Regions from separate parts of the Homo sapiens genome. Here region 2 is linked to region 1. Evidence: chromatin loops called from intact Hi-C (ENCODE). Cell type or tissue: heart left ventricle. All regions are shown on one strand. Links, peaks and the distances in the headings refer to the core of each region. The heading gives the core; the rest is flanking DNA. Region 1 holds the start of SERPINB4 (serpin family B member 4). Region 2 holds the start of SERPINB13 (serpin family B member 13).

Evidence for each region. Hi-C counts contacts between places; a loop is a spot of excess contacts. Peaks named below come from ENCODE experiments on the same cell type or tissue, not always from the same donor. Only the 100,000 strongest peaks of a DNase experiment are listed, where the experiment ranks them.
Region 2: a loop joins it to region 1, with 3 times the contacts of the local background. A loop is called at or near these places in 2 of 110 quality-filtered maps.

Annotation. Positions count from the first base shown.
Region 1 is chr18:63,641,950-63,647,335 of GRCh38, reverse strand. SERPINB4 (serpin family B member 4) reads left to right here and starts at 3,080. Exons shown (of 8, transcript NM_002974.4): 1 at 3,080-3,127; 2 at 3,733-3,923; 3 at 4,119-4,175. The coding sequence starts at 3,759. RefSeq lists an enhancer at 5,351-5,386. In heart left ventricle, for the core only: no CTCF peak of the experiment used is centred there; no DNase peak of the experiment used is centred there.
Region 2 is chr18:63,582,460-63,587,845 of GRCh38, reverse strand. SERPINB13 (serpin family B member 13) reads right to left here and starts at 503. Exons shown (of 8, transcript NM_012397.4): 1 at 396-503. In heart left ventricle, for the core only: no CTCF peak of the experiment used is centred there; no DNase peak of the experiment used is centred there.

The DNA of each region.
Region 1 (5,386 bases), core at 96-5,095:
GAAGTGAGGTCCAGGAAAATCTAGGAGATATTTCTTAACCAATCTATAAAGGCATTAGTAATGACAGGATATTTCCTGAAAGTGTAATTTCCCATTGAGGATTTGTTTTTAATTTCTGGATTCCTGGAGCCAATGAAGTTGGTGTATGTTTATGAAATATCAAGAGACATAAGTTGGCAAGTGTTCATATGCAAAAACTTCTTGGAATTTCTGAGTTCTCTGTGGCAATATATGACATCAGGATATGTCCAGTCTCACACACCAGGATATGTCCTTTCTAGCCTGTCTATCACATGCTAGGAGAACTATTTAGGAACAGAAAAAAATGCCTGAAATGATTTCTCATTTGAACTCATCCAAGCTTTCTCTAAATTTAAGCAAACTCCTGGTCATTTTCAGTTAGTACCTTTCCTTAAGTTCAACCTTCAGGGCAAACCTCCGTGCCTCAGGACGTTTAGCCATAGTCTGAAATTCTCTTCCATAGATTGGTCCCCTGTAACCCCGGTTTGTCTCAGCTTGTTATCCTGTTTTTTTCTTCCCTCCATTCCCAGGATGAGCTTGTTGCTTCTGTCCTATGAGACATTAGATTCCTTTTCTTTGGTACCCGAGTAAATCCATCCTACTCCAATAGAGGAAGGTCCATTTTTGTCTTATAGCGCTGGATGCAGACTCAGCTGAGAAGACCATTATTCATTTTTGGAATTCTTTATCTCAGATATTTCCTCTTCTTTCTTTTTCTTCTATCTTTGGATTTTTAGTCCATCAACGCCCCATTAGTCTATTCCCCGACTTCAATCAGGGAACTTATACCTCTTAAACTCATTCAGAGACTCAAAACATATATATTGATACAGGAGACCTAAGAAGAGCATGTCTTGGGGGTTGAGGAAACAGGCAGGTGAGAAATTTCCAGATTGGAAACACAGCTTCCTTTCTCCCATCCAGCCCCTACTTTCAGCCTATGTGTTTCTGGCACCTTGTTGTAGATAAATCTCCCTTGACTTTGTGATGTGCTGAGAAAACAAACTCACGGCTGGTGTTAAAAAGGGCCCATGACAATACCAAGTGTTGGGGAGAATGTGGAGAAATCAGAACTCTATTCACGGTCGGTTGGAATGCACACTTGTGCAGAATTCTATGGAGAAGAGTCTGGCATTTCCTCAAAATGTTAACCTGGATTTACCATATGACCCAGCGATTTCATTCATAGGTTTATACTCAAAAGAAATGAAGAAATATGCCATGCAAAAAAATGTACATGAAAGGTCACAACATCATTATTCATAATAGTAAAAGGATGGAAACAACACAAATGTCCATCAACTTATGATTAAAGAAAATCTGGTCTATTCATAGAATGGAATATTATTCGACCACAAAAAGGAATGATGTACTGATCCATGCAATGATGTGGACAAACCATGAAAATAACACTAGATTAAAGAAGCCAGTCACAAAAGGACTTACTGTATGATTCCATTTACCTGAAATGTTTGGAATAGGCAAATCCATAGAAACAGGAGGTAGATTCCTGGTTTCCAGGGTCTCCAGGAAGGGAAGAATGAAGTACAAGATTTCTTTTGGAGGTAGTGAAATTGTTGTGGAATGAGATCATGATGATGATAGCACAACTTTGTGAATATAATAAAATCATTGAATTGTACAGTTGAATTTATGGTATATAAATTATATGTTAATAAAAAGGGGGTCCACAAAACAAACAGCCCCCCACTCTGGTTGTCAGGGAGATATTGGATTAAATGGCCTTGGACAACAACCCCTCTCCCTGGCCACAGACATTCTTCAGATTACAAGATATTCCAGGGGAAACACTGGAATGAGTCTGAAGCCAGGTGCTAAACAGAAGGACCATTGAGAAATGTTGTGATCCTGACAGGTCAAGCAATTTATTTTTCGGCTTCATTTTTAAATGTAAAATTAGAAAGCTGCCATTTAAAATGGCCCGTCTGTTTCAATTGCTCTTCTCAGTGTCAGCCTGTTAACTCAATGTGTTAGTCTGTTTTCATGCTGCTGATAAAAACATACCTGAGACTGGCAAGAAAAAGAGGTTTAATTGGGCTTAGAGTTCCACGTGATTGGGGAGGCCTCAGAATCACAGTAGGAGGCAAAAGTTATTCTTACATGGTGGCTGCAAGAGAAGATGAGGAAGAAGCAAAAGAAGAAACCCCTGATAAACCCATCGGATCTCCTGAGGCTTATTAACTATCATGAGAATAGCACAAGAAAGACCGGCCCCCATGATTCAATTACCTCTACCTGGGTCCCTCCAATAACATGTGGAAATTCTGGTAGATACAATTCAAGTTGAGATTTGGGTGGGAACACAGCCAAACCATATCACTCAGCAAGGCAGATAACTTTCTCACTGAGCCTATGCAACAGAAAACCATCTGGGATGGTTGTAAGGGGCACAGGAAGTGACTGGTAGGATCACTGCCAAAGCTGAGCACTCAGGAGAAGGCAATAGAATCCTATTCTCCATAGTATGCTATAAGATACTGAAGTACACTTCTTCACTATCTCTTTGGACTTAGAATTAGCACTACATTCCTTGTTATACAGAAAAATTACTAAGGAAATTCATAGGATGACAAAAACTTTCAGAACTGAAAAACAGGAAATGTAAGCTTTTTAGTTCTTTGGTATTCGAAGTATGCCTAAAAGACAATGCAAAATCCAAGAAAAGAATGGTGGGGTTTTTGTTTGTTTGTTTTTGTTTTTGTTTTACAGCTGGAGTAGAATACAAAGGGATGGAGTTGAAACAAATGAGAGGAAATTGGAATTCTAAACTTATTCTCATTGGCATTAGAAAGGCACCTACATGTATTTCACATGAGCCGGTGACTGCTGACTTGCATTCTTATTTTTTCCCTATAGATTAAAAAGGAGGTACAATGGTAGAACTGTAATCCTGTCCTTTGTCATAAATTTTCATATTCATAAAGGTGAGTGTTAGCCCGCTTGTGAAATCTGAAGTTGAGTAACTTCAAATACTAACCACAGAGGGAAAGGCAGCAAGAGGAGAGGCATAAATTTAGGATCTCACCCTTCATTCCACAGACACACACAGCCTCTCTGCCCACCTCTGCTTCCTCTAGGAACACAGGTAAGAGCTTCAAGCCTCTCCAGCTTAATAACATGAATTATTTTTGAGAATAATAATGATACTGTGTTCTATATCATGCATCTCCTGCATTCTGTCTGATTATATTTTACTTATTCTGCCAGAGCAAAATTAAAATACCTATTTCATCTGATTTGTCCTTTATCTAAATTGCTTAGTTCCAAGTAAACCAAGGCACTTTTAGGAACACAGAGGGAGAGTGCCTTGCAGCCAGAGAGTCTTGAAGGAGATGTCAGGGACGCATCTTAACAGCTGGTTGGATGTGATCCACAGAGGTCTCCTGTTAGCATTCATTGTAAAGCCATCCTACCTAGCTCTAGTGTAACCAGCAATGAAAGAAAGATAAAGAGGGTCGATTACTTATTTACAATAGTCTTTAAAAACGTAGTTTTGTAAGCCTTCTAATTAGGACATTAATATATTTAATATATGCACATTGTAGAAAGATTGAAGCGTTAAAAATAAGAGAAAAACTTTAAATGTCAAAATCTCACAACCCAGATATATCATTTCTTTAAGAAAATTGTACTACAAAATACCATTCCATTTATTAAAGTCATTCTGACAGGAATCTGATGCTTTTCCAGGAGTTCCAGATCACATCGAGTTCACCATGAATTCACTCAGTGAAGCCAACACCAAGTTCATGTTCGATCTGTTCCAACAGTTCAGAAAATCAAAAGAGAACAACATCTTCTATTCCCCTATCAGCATCACATCAGCATTAGGGATGGTCCTCTTAGGAGCCAAAGACAACACTGCACAACAAATTAGCAAGGTAGCTATCAGCATCATTACGTTGTCCTGTTGCAGTTTTTCTCTGGTTCCGTCGGCTAGCACGCAGATGGTAATAGATGTGGTGGTCTGATGGGTAGCACAGGGGGCTGTGCAGGAATTCCCATAACTGTGAGACCACTGACTTAAACAGATCTTTTGAGTAAAGTTTTCTTGTCCCGCTTCATGTCTCTTCCAGGTTCTTCACTTTGATCAAGTCACAGAGAACACCACAGAAAAAGCTGCAACATATCATGTGAGTCACAGAGCACTATGGTTCAGCTTTAGATCCCTGAACAGGTCATAGTTTAAACCTGGAACTTCACAAAAACTAAGAAAAGGCCAGTTTTAGGGAAAATCTTGGACACAAAGATTGAGACATACAGAGTGGGTTGGCATTTCATGGCACATAATTATTATTCCTCATTTCTGCGTTACTAAAAGACAGTCAGCACTGTACCTCAGAGCATAGGTCTGGATCAGGATAGGCTGGGTTCAGACTCCAGCTTTGCTCTTCACAAATGATGAATAAGAGCAGGACACAACTGCTCGGAGTCCCAGTGACCTCATCCCAGAAAACTAAGGGTAAGAAAAAATCTGACTCAATACATGCAAATACATGCAAATGTTTACAACAGTGCCTTGCCCATAAAAGTCATAATAAATGTTATTATTATTATAAAGTAGCTATAATTATACTAATCATAATAATGTGAAAATAATTTAATTTTCATTGAGTCATTAATGAGATTCAGAGGAATAAGCACAAGTCCAAGTATATTTTGGAAAATGATTGCTATGGAATATATTGGTTTAGAGCCTTAATAGTGCAAAATGCTTTGCTGGAAGGTAGAAAGTTCTAGATTTAAACAGGCTTAGGTTCAAAACTTGGCACTTCTAATTTATGTCTCTATAAACAGGGTTTTTTTCCCCATTCTCTGAGCTTTCTTGTGTTCATCTGAATTGAACTAAAGACTTAGAGTTACCCATGTAAAGTCCTTAGCCATGGACCTGGCATACACTCTTCTTACGTGCAGAGAATGACCATCATGAGGAAAGAGCCACAGATCAGTCAATGTGTCCTACAAGATAATAGCACCAACAGGTATAACAGGGCTTCCTGGCATAATCTATTTAAAATATCCAACCTTCAACATACTCGTATCCTTGATGACTGTTAGAAGTGAAATATGGTCCTTGCCCATAAGGAGCTGAGAGTTTAACTGGGAAGCTAAACCTAACCCTTTAAACCAACAAGGAGAAAATCTACTGGTAGACAGCGCTGCATCTTTAGTTCAGAAGAGAAAAGATTGCAGTACGTTAGAGCAAGAAGAATTTTCTGGAAGAAGTCAAATATAAGGTGGATTTTGAAGGGTATTTGAGGTGAAATACACCAATTATCAGGGAATAACATCAAAGGTCCTCAATGAGACTACCAGCATTTAGGGACTGATCTAACAGACTTAG
Region 2 (5,386 bases), core at 288-5,287, 60 kb after region 1:
TTCATTACCAACTACTTTAAAACTAGTAAGTAAAGGCTTTAGGAGGAATCCTAAAACAAGAATAAGATTAATGAAAAATAAAGTTTTTTAAAGCCCACATACTTTGGGGCCTTTTGCCCTCAAGGGCTCATCCCCGCTAAGGCATCCCACATCTGATATCAAAGCTTTCATTTCAACCTCAGGTTTCCTTGCAGAGATCCTTTACAGGTTAACTCAGAAATAAAATGGATTAATTTACTGTCAAAGAAGATACATTGTCATGGCCATGTTGGAACTGAATTAAATAAAACTACCTCCAGAAAGTCTATGCAAAATAAAAGTAATTCTTTCAAACAACAAACATCATTGTTCTCAAAATACAGAGGTCTTAAATTGGAGCCAAAATAAGAACTTACCTCGGGTTTTTGGAGAGACGGTGGTGGCTGGGCAACGAACTAGGAAGCATAAGTCAATTAAGTAGCTGGGATCCTTAATTTATAGTTCTCCACATCTGCTTCAGCAGTGGTTTTCCACCTTGCGTGCACCTTAAAATCTCCTTGGAACTTTAAAAAAAATCTATGCCCAAGCCCCACCCCAGACCAACTGAGTCAGCATCTCTCGAGTGGAAACCAGGCATCAGAATTTTTATCACCGCAGGTGATTACAATGTACAGCCAACGCTGGGAACCAAAGGTGTATAGCCTGATGAACACATACATTAAATGCATACTTTACTTACCACAGATGGACAGAGCTGTGTCCTGACAAGTCATTCTCTGTAACAGAGTTATTTTTGCATTTGCATTATTTAGGAGTGCCAAATGCCAGGAAGAAAATGAAAGAAAACTATCTTGCTACAAAGGAACAAGAAAAAAGAACAAGAAAAGTTTGGGTAGGCAGCCACACACAAGCGAGCATGCGCACACACACACACGCACACACACATACACACACACACCTATTATTCTCAAGTATTCCATCCATTAATTGTAAAATATCTCATTTTAATTCATTCAATAAACATTTATCAAGTCTATTATGTACCAGGTACTGTGTCTAATGCCAATAATTCATAAGCACTCAATATCCTCACTGATTTCAGGAAAACAACACTACCAAAAAAACTCAATAGGAAATTACACCCCCAGATTCCAGTTTTTCCTGCCAACCCTGGAGCATTTCTACTGGCCCTACCAGTTCATTAAAAGAAACTGTGCTTGGATTAGTCTTAGCTTTAATCTTCAGTAAAGGGCGTGGAGATTTGCCATCGTTGCTGGGCAGCAGCTCCTAGAAGGGTGTCTTAGCTCTTCCTTCTGCCTAGAGGAACACCTCCCTAGATACGCAGGCTCGAAGGGCATATGGGTCATGTGTGTTCCAATCTCCATACTCACAATTTACTTTTTTCAAAATATTTTGATTGCTGCTCTTTAAGCAAACTCAAAGCCACATTTAGTTGATTTGCTTTTTAATAGGCACTGAGAATCTTGCAAATTGAGTAAGGTTTAGAAAGAATTAACACTTAGTGAACCCTGGATGCCAGTGAAATGGAAATGTTAGTTTTTTAAAATGGCATAAAATCTCTGAGTCGGCCATAATGCTTTATGTTTTAATATCCCTATCCATTTATATCTTCTTATTTCTTTCTCTGTGGCCCCTAGACTTCCTGTTCTATTGCCCAGCCATTTCCACAGGCCTTCTGCTTTTTGCTAAAGCTTTTGCTCTACCACCTGCTTTCACCGGGAAACCTGGCATGTCCTGAGGACTACTACATCCCATAGTCTTTTCTGGGAACGGCCACTCATATCTTGGGAAAGCAAAGTCACCATTCCTATTCTCCCTCGCACTCCCTCTTCTTCCAAGTCTTTCTTCCTTCAGTCACCTTCAATGCTCCCCTTTGGAAACTTAGACCATCACGCTGTGCTGCTCTGTCCCCAACCACAGGTCCCTCCGTGACTCTGCATATGGTCTTCCTGTCCACCCCAGCTGCTACCGCCACCCTGTACCACTTCACCATTCCTGTTGCCAGCGCCTCTCACTTCTCGGACCTTCACCTTCCCTCTTTTATAGTGGCCCACTCACACCAGGAACTGCTCTTGTTTAACACTCAAGCACCTCCATCTGGTGACAGATTCTCATCCTTATTCTCTCTAAACCTAATTTTCAACGCCTTCCCAACCTCTTATCACAGGACTCCTCCCTGTTCTGTTTTATCCATCTCTTCTTTCTAGGATCAAAACTGCCCCAGAGGTGGAATATATGTTGATGATTAAGAACCATTTAAAAAATGATTTCTATGCTAACAAGTGAGGAGAAGAAAGTTATCCCCTGAAGCAGAGTATTGATAGGTTCCCAACCCTGTTCCATAGCTCATAGTTTTGTTCCAACTTCTGTGTGTCTGTTACTGATACTGACTTGTAATATTTTTCTTCTCCAAGCATGTAATCTCGTAGTGGATGCTGCCGATGTTCCCACCAGATTTCCTTAACCTACCAGCATGCCTGTTACCCAGTTGTTGTTTTCCCTTATAATTCACAGATGCCCTTTTCTCGGCTAAAAGAGAGCTGCCTACGGGGGAAGCCAGGTACCACTCCATCCCCCGTGCCAGGGCACACCTCAGGCATGACTCACTGGCATAAGGGCATAAAAAGACAGCCCCTGGCTGGGCGCGGTGGCTCACGTTTGTAATCCCAGCACTTAAGGAGGCAAGGCGGGTGGATCACCTAAGGTCAAGAGTTCAAGACCAGCCTGACCAACATGGTGAAACCCTGTCTCTACTGAAAATACAAAAATTAGCCGGGCGTGGTGGCACATGTCTGTAATCCCAGTTACTCAGGAGGGTGGGGCAAGAGAATCGCTGGAACCCAGGAGGTGGGGTTTGGAGTGAGCTGAGATCACGCCATTGCACTCCAGCCTGGGCAGCAAGAGCGAAACTCCACCTCAAAAAAAAAAAAAAAAGAAAAAGAAAAAAAAAGACAGCTGCCTGAGTAAGACTAACTTTATAGTGCCACTTCTCCTCCAGACCTCCCCCACAAGATTAGACTGAAGCCAGTCTTTAGCAGAAACCACATGATTAACATTTCCCCTTGCCTTGTTCTGCTTCTTTCAAACAAGCATGCTCCCCATCACGCTTTTCCCAAAAATTACCTGAAAAATCCCTGTCTTTAGCTCTGCTTCTAGGGTGCCTCACCTATGACAAAAGTGTTGTGATATCTAGCCCAAGCCCTCATTATTTTTGCTTTCCAAAAATTTATTTGCAACCTTGCATATATTCTCTTTAGATAAAATTTTTAATTAGTTTATCAAGACCTATGAAAAACACTTTTGGGGTTTAGATCGGGACTCTTTAGAATTAATATGTTAAATGGGAAAATTTTTCATCTTTACATAATGAGCAAGCGGTATGATCATCTTACATGTCCTTCAATAGTTAATAGAAAGAAATCACGGGGAGAGAGACAAAGGAGAGAGAGAACCAGTTTTCTCTTTGTGATGAAAAACAAAACAAGCATGTTCACCGCCGCTGCTTCCACTCAAAATTGAACCAGAGACCCTGACAAGTGCAATAAAGCAATTAATTAACTGATGAATTAGATAATTATTTAAAAGGTAAGATAATTTAAAAAGAAAAATAGAATCATTCACAGAGGAATTGAGGTAAATGTTATGAGAATTAAAAAGTGAGTTTAGCAAGATTGCTGACTACAAGGTCAATATAAAAACTCAAGTGTTTTTAATATACTAGCAACACACAGTTAGAAACATTTTTAATATATTATTTAAAAGAGTATAAAAAAGCTATGTGAGGCTGGGCATGGTGGCTCATACCTGTAATCCAGCACTTTGGGAGGCCGAGGCTGGCAGATCAGCTGGGTTCAGGAGTTAGAGACCAGTCTGGCCAACATAGCAAAACCCCGTCTCTACTGAAAATACAAAAATTAGCTGGACGTGATGGCATGCACCTGTAATCCCAGCTACTCGGGAGGCTGAGGCAGGAGAATTGCATGAACCAAAGAAGTGGAGGTTGCAGTGAGCCGAGATAGCACCACTGCACTCCAGCCAGGGCGACAGAGCCAGACTCCATCTCAAAAATAATAATAATAATAAGGTATGTGAGGTAATACTATGTTAATTAGCTAGATTTGGTCATTATGCAATGTTCTATACTTCAAAACACCTTGTATGTGATAAATACATATAATTTTATGTCAATTGTTTTAAGATAATGAAAAAAGCATCACGTAACTAGTAAATATGAAAGATGTTTAAGACTCCATATAGAAAAAGATTAAACATAATTTAGAGAAATTAAGAAGACTGAGTAAATAGAGGGGTATATTTTATTTGTGATTTAAAAGACTCAATATTGTAAGGATGTCAATTTTCTCAAAATTAATCACTGCAATCTCAATCAAAATCTCAGGAAGCTCATTTTTTCAAAAAATTGGCCAGCTGATTCCAAATTTATATGAAATAGCCAAGGGCTAACAACAGCCATGACACTGTTGAAAGAGAAGGAGGAAGAGATAATACCTGCTCTGTCAGATAGCAAGGTTTATTATTAATTGTCAGAATGGTTTTTGGCAAAGGATAGATCAGAACAGAAGCCCAGAAAAATACTGATGCTCGTGTGCACCTTGATTTTGTTCAAGCTTGTTGCAGAGCAGTGGAGAAAGAATGGTCTCTTCAATAAATTATGTTCAGTTCATTGGATAATTACATGGGGGAGAAAGGAATCTTAACTACTACGTCACACCATATACAGATTTCCATTCTAAATGGATCACAGAGCTAATTGAAACACAAAAAAGCATTTACAGTAAGAGTAAAAATTAACAAACTGGACAACACAAAATTTAAAAGCTTTTATTAATCAAAAAACACTATCAAAGTTGGAGATACATATATATCCAAAGTTGGATATATATAGATACACCCCATGACCTAATAATTTCACCCCAGATATTTACCCAATATAAATGTGTGCTCATGGGCACCAAGAGACATGTGCCCATAGCAGCATTCATAATAGCCAAGTACTGGAAACCCAAATGTACATTAACAGCATAACACGTAAATAATGGTATGTTCACACAGTGAAATCCTACACAGCAATGACAATGAATGAACTAAAGCTACAGGCAAAAAAAAAAAAAAAAAAAAAAGATAAATATCTCAAACAATATTTTGAACAAAAGAAGCCAAATGTAAAAGAACGCATACTGTATGATTCTTTTTATACAAAGTACAAAAGCAGACAAAACTAAACTTCAGTTTACCCCTAAACAACACGGGGTTAGCGATGCCAACCCCCCTCACAGTTGAAAATCCAGGTATAATTTTTTATTTTTATAATTTTCTTTTTAGAGATGGGGTCTCACTATGTTGTCCAGGTTAGATTCTGGATTTG